Regions from separate parts of the Homo sapiens genome. Here region 2 is linked to region 1. A link is an interaction called in ENCODE POLR2A ChIA-PET data of the cell type or tissue named here. Cell type or tissue: PC-3. All regions are shown on one strand. Region 1 has its middle 25 kb from the start of ASL. Region 2 has its middle 8.8 kb from the start of LINC00174.

Region 1 (5,000 bases):
TCCAGCCTGGGAAACAGAGTGAGATACTGTCTCAAAAGAAAAGGAAGTGAGTCACGAAAGCCAGACCATGTTCAAGGTGAGGAGGAATTAGACTCCACTCCATGAGGGGTGTCAGAGAATTTGCAGACATGGGCTGGGCGCGATGGCTCACGCCTGTAATCCCAGCACTTTAGGAGGCCAAGGTGGGCGGATCACAAGGTCAGGAGTTTGAGACCAGCCTGAGCAACATGGTGAAACCCCTGTCTCTACTAAAAATACAAAAATTAGCTGGGCTTGGTGGTGGGCGCCTGTAATCCCAGCCAGTCGGGAGACTGAGGCAGGAGAATCGCTTCAACCCCAAGAGGTGGAGGTTGTGGCGAGCCAAGATCACACCACTGCACTCCAGCCTGGGTGACAGAGAGAGACTCCGTCTCAAAAAAAAGAAATTAGCAGACATGTTTTAGAACCACTGTGTGTGTATGATCACATTTCATTCTTTTAGTGTTACCAAAGCAGTAGAGTTCAGCCTAGCTCCAGCTGTTGGCCGCACAGAAAGCCAATCATTGAGACAGTGATTATTGCCAAGGAAGATTTTAATTGGGTGCTGCAGCTGAGGAGATGGGAGATCAGTCTCAAATCCATCTCCCTGACTACTAAAATTAGGGGTTTATACAGCAGGGAAGAAATGCAACTATGTGTGGGAATACAGGAACTCAGGAGGGGTAAGGAAGCAATCATGATGAATGAGGGGTCCGGAGTCTCATTGTCAGGATGCCATGACCTGGTGAGTTTCAGTTCTTTGATAAACTTTGAGAGGCCTGGGGATCCTTTCCTGAGGAAGGAACTCAGGTAAAATAAAATGTAAGTTTCAAGCTTTATGACCGAAAGTGTCAATTTCTTTTTGTTTATTTATTTCTTTTTTCTTTTCTTTTTTTTTCTTTTTTTGGAGACAGAGTTTCGCTCTGTCACCCAGGCTGGAGTGCAGTGGTGTGATCTCAACTCACTGCAGCCTCTGTTTCCCAGGTTCAAGGAATTTTCGTACCTCAGCTTCCTGTGTAGCTGGGATTACAGACTCCTACCCCCACGCCCAGCTAATGTTTGTATTTTTGGTAGACACGGGATGTCACCATGTTGGCCAGGCTGGTCTTGAACTCCTGACCTCAGGTGACCTGCCCGCCCTGGCCTCCCACAGTGCTGGGATTACACGTGTGAGCCACCCACCTGGCCAGGACTTGTTTTCTTAATCCCTGTGCTACAGAAATTATACTAGACTAAAATATAAAGGGTTTTTGTTTTGTTTTGTTTTTGTTTTGTTTTGAGACATAGTGTTGCTCTGTCACCCAGGCTGGAGTGCAGAAGCACAGTCTCGGGTCACTGCAACCTCCACCTCCCAGGTTCAAGTGATTCTCCTGCCTCAGCCTCCCAAGTAGCTGGGATTACAGGAAACCACCACCACACCTGACTATTTTTTGTATTTTTAGCAGAGATGGGGTTTCACCATGTTGGCCAGGTTGGTCTCAAACTCCTGACCTCTGGTGATCTGCTCGCCCTGGGCTCCCAAAGTGCTGGGATTACAGGTGTGAGCCACTGTGTCCGGCCGGGATTTATTAATAAGCACTTTTTTTTTTTTTGAGATGGAGGTTCACTCTTGTTGCCCAAGCTGGAATGCAGTGGCACAATTTCAGCTCACTGCAACCTCCACCTTCTGGGTTCAAGTGATTCTCCTGCCTCAGCCTCCCGAGTAGCTGGGATTATAGGCATAAGCCACCATGCCCTGCTAATTTTCTGTATTTTTAGTAAAACGGGGGTTTCACCATGTTAGCAAGGCTGGTGTCGAACTCCTGACCTCAGGTGATCCGCCCACTTTGGCCTCCCAAAGTGCTGTGATTACAGGCGTGAGCCACTGTAATTTTTTTTTTTTTTTTTTTTTTTTTTGAGATGGAGTCTTGCTCTGTCACCCAGGCTGGAGTGCAGTGGCATGATCTCAGCTCACTGCAGCCTCCACCTCCCAGGTTCAAGTGATTCTTCTGCCTCAGCCTCCTGAGTAGCTGGGATTACAGGCAAGTGCCACCACGCCCAGCTAATTTTTGCATTTTCAGTAGAGACAAGGTTTCACTATGTTGTTCAGGTTTGTCTCAAACTCCTGACCTCAGGTGATCCACCTGGCTCGGCCTCCCAAAATGCTCGGGCACTACGCCTGGCCCCTTTTTTTTTTTTTTTTTTTTTTTTTTGTATTTTAGTAGAGATGGGGTTTCACTGTGTTGCTCAGGCTGGTCTCGAACTCCTGAGCTTAGGCAATCTGCCTGCCTAGGCCTCCCATAGTGGTAGGATTACAGGCGTGAGCCATGGCGCCCGGCCTTTTCTTTTTCTTTTTTTTAAAGAGACAGTATCTCCCTCTGTCACCCAGACTGGAGTGCAGTGTTGCTCACTGTAACCTCAAACCTTAAGGCTCAGGTGGTTCTTCCGCCTCAGCCTACTGAATAGCTGGGACTACAGGCACATGCCACCCTGCCTGGCTAATTTTTTGTAGAGACATGGTCTCACTGTGTTGCACCATCTGGTCTTGAATTCCTGGGCTTAGGCAATCCTCCCACTTTGGCCTTCCAAAGTGCTGGGGTGACAGGCATAGGCATGGCATCTGGCCAATAAGCATTCTTATGCAGTGTTTACTAAGCGCCAAGCACTATCTCAAGCACTTTTCTGGGGACTGTGTATGTTTATGGGAAAAAGCCTACAGCAGAGGCCCCAGGAGACAGGCCTGCCTGGAGGGCTGGGTTGGGAGTGGAGAGCAGGCCCCCTCAGGACCATGGAGCCTCCAGGACACAGTCCTTCCTCCCAAGGAAGTTAAGGCAGAGTTAAGGTTCCTGCTTGGTTGGAAGGTCCAAGGGGCAGTCCTGAGTGGGACACTGTGACTGTCACTCTGATTGTCCCCCTACAAGGCCCCATGGACTCCAGCAGCCAGAGAATGAAGATAATAATAAATTAAAGCATCTCAAGGCATCTGCAGAAATCGTGTCAGGCAGGAGGCCATGCCTCAGGGCGCAGGAATAACAGCAGCCTGGCCTGCCGCAGCAAGATAGCAGCCCCTACTGCAGAGGCTGGTGGCAGCCACCATTGGGGGCACAGACTCTGGGGGTGCTCGTGCATGCGTGTGTGTGTGTGTGTGTGTGTGTGCATATCATACTTTGAGACACCTGGATCTATCTAGGAGGTATCTGAGAGGTACTCAGCCTCCTGCAGAAAAGGTGGGGACGGACCTGGAGAAGCAGCATTTTGTAACCTTGGACCCTGAGTGAGCAGGAGACAGACTGCACAGAACAACAGATATATACGGGAATGTACTGATTTTCTCTTACTGCAGTAACAAACTGCTGCACAAAACCCCACAAATTTATTGTCTTAAAATTTTATAGGTTAGAAGAAGGGTCCCCAAACCTTGAACCACAAACCAGTACTAGTCTGTGGCTTGCTACGAACCATGTCGCACAGCAAGAGGTGAGTGGTAGTCGAGCGAGCAAAGCTTCTTCTGTATTTACAGCAGCTCCCCATTGCTCACACTCCCACATGAGCTTTGCCTCCTGTCAGATCAGTGGCAGCATTAGATTCTCATAGGAGCGTAAACCCTATTGTGAACAGCGCATGCACGGGATCTAGGTTGTGGGCTCTTTATGAGAATCTAATGTCTGATGATCTGTCACTATCTCCCATCACCCCCAGATGGGGCTGTCTAGTTGCAGGAAAACAAGCTCAGGGCTCCCACTGATTCTACATGATGGTGAGTTGTATAATTATTTCATTATCTATTACAATGTAATCATAATAGAAATAAAGTGCACGTTTAATGTAATGTGCTTAAACCATCCTGAAACCTCCCTGCCTCCTAGTCAGTGGAAAAACTGTCTTCCACAAAACAAGTTCCTGGTGCCAAAAAGGTTGGGGACCACTGGATTAGGAGTCGATATGGTTTAGATCTGTGTCCCCACACAAATCTCATGTCGAATTGTAATCTCCAGTGCTGGAGATGGGGCCTGGTGGGAGGTCATTGGATCATGGGGGCGAAGTTCTCATGAATGGTATAGCACCATCCCTTTGGTGCTGTTCTTGCAATAATGAGTGAGTTTTCACGACACCTAGCTGTTTAAAAGTGTGTAGCTTCGGCTGGGCATGGTGGCTGATGCCTGTAATCCCAGCACTTTGGGAGGCCGGGGTGGGCAGATCACCTGAGGCCAGGAGTTGGAGACCAGCCTGGCCAACATGGTAAAACCCTGTCTCTACTAAATATACAAAAATTAGCCGGGTGTGCTTGTGCGTGCCTGTAATCCCAGCTACTCGGGAGGCTGAGACAGGAGAGCCACTTGAACCCAGGAGGTGAAGGTTGCAGTGAGTCAAGATTGCGCCATTGCACTCCAGCCTGGGCTGGAGTGAGACTCGGTCTCAAAAAAATTAAATAAGGCCAGGCGTGGTGGCTTACGTCTGTAATCCCAGCACTTTGGGGGGCTAAGGCAGGCAGATCATGAGGTCAGGAGTTCGAGACTAGCCTGGCCAACATGGTGAAATCCTGTCTCTACCAAAAATTAGCTGGGTGTGGTGGTGCACGCTTGTAATCCCAGTCCATCAGGAGGCTGAGGCAGGAGAATCGCTTGAACCTGGGAGGTGGAGGTTGCAGTGAGCCGAGATCGTGCAACTGCACTCTAGCCTGGGTGACAGAGGGAGACTCCGTCTCAAAGAAAATAGAGAAATAAAATAATAACAAAAAAGTATGTAGCTCCTCCCCTCCTCTCTTGCTCCTGCTCCCCCTTGCCTTCCGCCATGAGTAGAAGATCCCTGAGGCCTCCCCAGAAGCAGATGCTGCCATGCTTCCTCTAGAGCCGTTGGAACTGTAGGCTAATTAAACAATCTTTCTTTATAAATTACCTAGTCTCAGGTATTTCTCTTTTTCTCTTTACTTTTGTGTGTGTGTGTGTGTCGCCTAGGCTGGAGTGCAGTGGCGCAATCTCAGGTCACTGCAAACTCCACCTCCT
Region 2 (5,000 bases), 360 kb before region 1:
TTGTGCTGCATTCTGACTTAGATTCTGCCATCAAAAACAGAATGCCCTGATCCTTAGAGGCAGAGGCAGCTCTTCAGCCTATGGGGTAAGTAACCAGGGAATGGAGTTCTCACCAATTCTTATTTTCTATGCTAAAAGTTTTACTTTAAGATTTGGGCCTGGCTGGGTGCCGTGGCTCATGCCTGTAATCCCAGCACTTTGGGAGGCTGAGGTGGGAGGTCAGGAGATCACGAGGTCAGGAGATCGAGACCATCCTGGCTAACATGGTGAAACCCTGTCTCTACTAAAAATACAAAAAATTAGCCGGGCGTGGTGGCGGCAGCCTGTAGTCCCAGCTTCTCCGGAGGCTGATGCAGGAAAATGGCGTGAACCCAGGAGGCGGAGCTTGCAGTGAGCCGAGATCGCGCCACTGCACTCCAGCCTGGGCAACAAAGCAAGACTCCGTCTCAAAAAAAATATATATTTGGGCCTGCTTCTTTTTTGTGTGTGTGTAATGGAGTTTCACTCCTGTTGCCCAGGCTGTAGTGCACTGGTACTATCTCAGCTCACTGTAACCTCCACCTTCTGGGTTCGAGGGATTCTTATACCTCATACCTCAGCCTCCTGAGTAGCTGGGATTATAGGCATCCACCACCATGCTCAGCTAATTTTTGTATTTCATAGTAGAGACAGGGTTTTACCATGTTGGCCAGGCTGAAACGCCTTACCTCATGTGATCTGCCCACCTTGGCCTCCCAGAGTGCTGGGATTACAGGCGTGAGCCACCGTGCCCAGCCTAAACTGCCCAATTTTAAGGGGACAATTGGGAAAACAATTGTTTAAAAAGGCAATGAAGGCGTTGCCATGACTGTGGTTAGCAGTGTGAAGATCCTAGAAAACCTGCGTGAACTCCTGGGGGCTCATAGTCTACTGCCTGGTCAAGAGCTTTAGAAAACTTGGATGTACATGTTAGGACACCAGGTTCTGAAAGCTCTCAGGGTTGTATAAACTTCTATATTAAGTTCCATGATGCTCGATGGGTAGTCCCACATTTAGACACGCTATTGCTATTGCTGCTTCTTTCCTTATCATGAAAAGAGAAGATGCAGATAATACCTGAAGCAGGAAGACAAAGGGGAGATACTGAACTTGTCATCTAACTTTGGGTGCCCCTCATGCTTCGTGTTTCCCATTGAGCCTCATTTATCAGTGACACAGGGAATGGTCCCTTTGCTCTCCACTTTCCCTGTGGCTGCCTGGAGGTAGGGGAGGCAGATCATGTCACTTGCCGACATTATGTTGCTGTGGATTCGTTGGAGCGACAGGAACAGGAAATTTTCCTGGTGGTGTATGTATCACTGGGGCTCACAGGGGTACTTTTTAGTCTTCTCACTGGCCTCTGTGATTCTGTGACCCTGGTTATTACATGTTCAGAAAGTGTCAGCTTATTTGAAAGTGATACTCTTCTTTTCTATTTAAACATTGCCAAAGACCATCACACTATTTTTTTAAATTGAAATATTTTTTTATTTTTTATTTTTTGGAGATAAGAGTCTTGCCCTTTCATATGAACATGAAGGGACTCATAGTCCTTCACCTGTTGTTGGTCTTTAATTTGATAACGTATCAGTAAAGGGTTATGTCTGAATGAATTATAGAAGTTTAGGACCTAAAAAAGGAAGGTCCCAGAAACTGGGCTTTGGTTTATTTTTACTACTACACTTGCTATCGAAACCAAGCAGGTGACTTCATTTCTCTTGGATTCAGCTTTCTCATGTGTCAGGATGGGAGAGGAAGGGAGGCGTTGGGATAAGTGTCATTCCACTGTCTGTACTTCAAATCTGGCTAACACGTGTGGCAAATACTTAGATTTGTTGACAGAGGTTTCCTGGAGTGCTGTCTTGAACGATTCTGAACAGGCTCAGCAAGAAAGTATGTTTCAGTTTTAGGTGTATCTGTCATGGAGAAGGAAGTAAGGACTGGGGAGCACTCACAGCATTCCTGGGGCATTCCTGTCCATTATTTCAATACCTGGTGCTGATGTTTCCTGTCTCTTGTCAGGAATCCTGTCTACTGTGTGTCTGATGACATGAACTTACTGAGTGCTGCTTAGTTGCATCATAGACACCACCTGTCTTTGAACAGCTACCCTGACTCTTGATGGAATGCAAAGGCTGCCGAGGGCCACTGGTGTGTGGAATGGCCTTCGGTCATTTCTGCTTAGAACACAGAGGTCATTTTGGCTACTAACATAACTCTTCTTTTGAGTGAAAGGGTTAAAATGTTCCTCCCAAAAGTACTTAATTTTTAGGCTTGTTCTTCAGATGTGCCCAATATCCTAAGCAAAATGCCTTCAATATGAAGTGAATATTGCTTGATTGTAGGGAACTTGTCCATAATGTACTTGAGAATGCAGATAAAAATAAAAGAATGTCTGTGTCAAATTTTATTTTTCACAAATTATGTTCTCTTTCAGCTTAAGCTCTTGGACTCACTGAGGCAGTAAAAGAACCATATCCTGTGTTTGAATCAAACCCCGAGTTCCTGTATGTTTAGAAGGTTTGCCAGACAGGATTCCCTTTTGAAGCCCTCCTGGTTTGGAATTCCATGACTTAAAAGGATCGTCCGTGGGAGTAATAACATCAAGTCTGTTGGTAAAAAGTAAGTTTTAGGCCAGGTGTGGTGGCTCATGTCTGTAATCCCAGAACTTTGGGAGGCTGAGGCGGGCAGATCACCTGAGGTCCGGAGTTCGAGACCAGCCTGGCAGACATGGGAAAACCCTGTATCCACTAAAAATACAAAGAATTAGGTGAGCATGGGGGCGGGCACCTGTGATCCCAGCTACTTGGGAGGCTGAAGCAGGAGAATCACTTGAACCTGGGAGGCAGAGGCTGCAGTGAGCCAAGATCACAACACTGCACTCCAGCCTGAGTGACAGAGCGAGACTCTGCCTCAACAACAACAACAACAATAAAAAGTAAGTTTTATTTGCCACTGTCGTCATTTCTGGAATTAAAACAATAAAATGACATTTCTACTAAAACGTTTTTCTAGCTAGAGGTGACAGGTGTGGCTGTAAGTCCTTGATGGAAAAGCCTGGCTCTGAGCCACAGTCCTGGCACTCTCCATTGCCCCTGCCATTCCCCATCCCGTACTCAGTCATCTTCATCAGTGCAAGAATAGTGACCGCTGCCTCCACGATGTTCAGACACACTGTGGTGGCATGCACTATACCTAAGTACTTGAATGAAGTTTAATCTGCTGGGTTTTTTCTGCTCTGTTATTCCTGGGTCAATCTTATTAGCAAGTAAATATTGATGATTGAGTTTCTTCTCCTTTTTCTGAGACAGAGTTTCACTCTTGTTGCCCAGGCTGCAGCGCAATGGCGCGATCTCCACTCACTGCAACCTCTGCCTCCCAGGTTCAAGTGATTCTCCTGCCTCAGCCTCTGAAGTAGCTGGGATAACAGGCATGCACCACCATGCCCGACTAATTTTTGTATTTTTCGTAGAGATGATGTTTCACCACGTTGGTCGGGCCGGTCTCAAACTCCTGACCTCAGGTGACCCACCCACCTCAGCCTCCCAAAGTATGGGGACTGCAGGTGTGAGCCACCATGCCTGGCCTGATGATTGAGTTTTTCTTATTATATCTGCATTTCTGCAGAACTTTAGTGGCTGAAGAAAGTACACTAGTGTTAATTTTCTTTTTCATGAAAGAAGTAATTTACTCTTCAGACAATTACTTGCCAGTCATAGGAAGGAAAAGTCAGGGTTTTCATCCACAATGATAGGAATTATTGTGACATTACAGGATGACTCTGTGATCAGCTTTAGGAAAAAACCCTGGTCATATCACAACCGTTTTACTAGCTGTGAGGCCACCATTGTTGGTAAAAAGTAAGTTTCTTTCTAGACCTGAACTAGTTATTTCCTAGTTACCTCCTGGAGTGGCTAATAAAATAAACACTAAAGGTAAGAGATTACCTGTATTTCGTATTATATTTCACTGCATTAAGACACTCTATATCAGCATTTTTTAAATCACACAGAATCATTGTCCACTATCTTTGTGGGACTTGCAGTTAGTTTCTTGCCTTTTTAAGGTATTTTATTTAATGGACTTCTTTTTCTTTAAAAAAATTTTGTTGGAAGTGTCACATTTGCAATCCCACTTCACTCATGTTTCCATGGCTTTGTTGAGCCCCCTGTGGAGGATTACACTACAAGTTTAATTCTGCAGGTTTCTTTGAAAAGAGTCAAACTGAAAGAATTTTAATGCTCTGCTCTTATAAAGCATCTCCTTCTGTATTTTTTTCTACAATATACTAAAGTAATTCTGTGCTCTATTTTACAGCTTCGCAGTTTCTAAAAAGACCACGAAGCCCTGAGAGTAATGAAAAGGTTCCTGAAATTGAGGTCACTGTGGAAGGTAAGGGCCAGTCCTTGCCATGTTTCTGTTAATTCTCCAGTTTAATAGTTATGTCAATTCACTAGCTTCATGTTTATACAGATGAAGGTAACCAAACTAGTTTTACCTGTGAACAGCTGCCTGTGATAAAGCTAAATTTCTGAATGTCTTTAATTGAAATTTTGAAAATTATTAACAGGGAGTAAATAACATGGATCACATCATAAACTGCACTAAAGAAAATCCCTAAAATGCTTTTCCTTTATTACAACAAATAAGGGTGCAGAGGGTCACATGGAATGTTTCATCTTTTGTCTGCTTTTTTTTTTTTTATTCTTTTAAGGAAAGGAAGTTGAGGGGTGGTTTAAACAGCAGTGCCTGGAATCAAAGTATTTCCTACGACACCCTCTAATGTACTTCCTTCTCTCCATGCCCACGGGGTCTGCAGGGTTCTCATCTTTTCATGTTCACAGTATTAAAATACTTCATACAATACCAAAGACAGTTCCCAACCAACCATCAAATATGGGTATTTCTTCCATCTCCTCATAATTGCAAAAGGAAATAACTGCGTTAGGATCATTCTTTTTTATTTGGAGATGAAAGTCTCG

The links. ChIA-PET counts read pairs that join two places held together with the same protein. Peaks named below come from ENCODE experiments on the same cell type or tissue, not always from the same donor. Only the 100,000 strongest peaks of a DNase experiment are listed, where the experiment ranks them.
Region 2: POLR2A ChIA-PET joins it to region 1 with 5 read pairs; 3 of 35 experiments call an interaction of 5 or more read pairs at or near these places.

Annotation. Positions count from the first base shown.
Region 1 is chr7:66,048,780-66,053,779 of GRCh38, reverse strand. No RefSeq gene overlaps it. Among named protein-coding and RNA genes, the nearest start is that of ASL, 25 kb to the left of the region's middle. RefSeq lists a silencer at 1,781-1,959. In PC-3, no CTCF peak of the experiment used is centred here; a DNase peak (open chromatin) is centred at 2,559.
Region 2 is chr7:66,406,700-66,411,699 of GRCh38, reverse strand. It overlaps the pseudogene GTF2IP9. Among named protein-coding and RNA genes, the nearest start is that of LINC00174, 8.8 kb to the right of the region's middle. In PC-3, no CTCF peak of the experiment used is centred here; no DNase peak of the experiment used is centred here.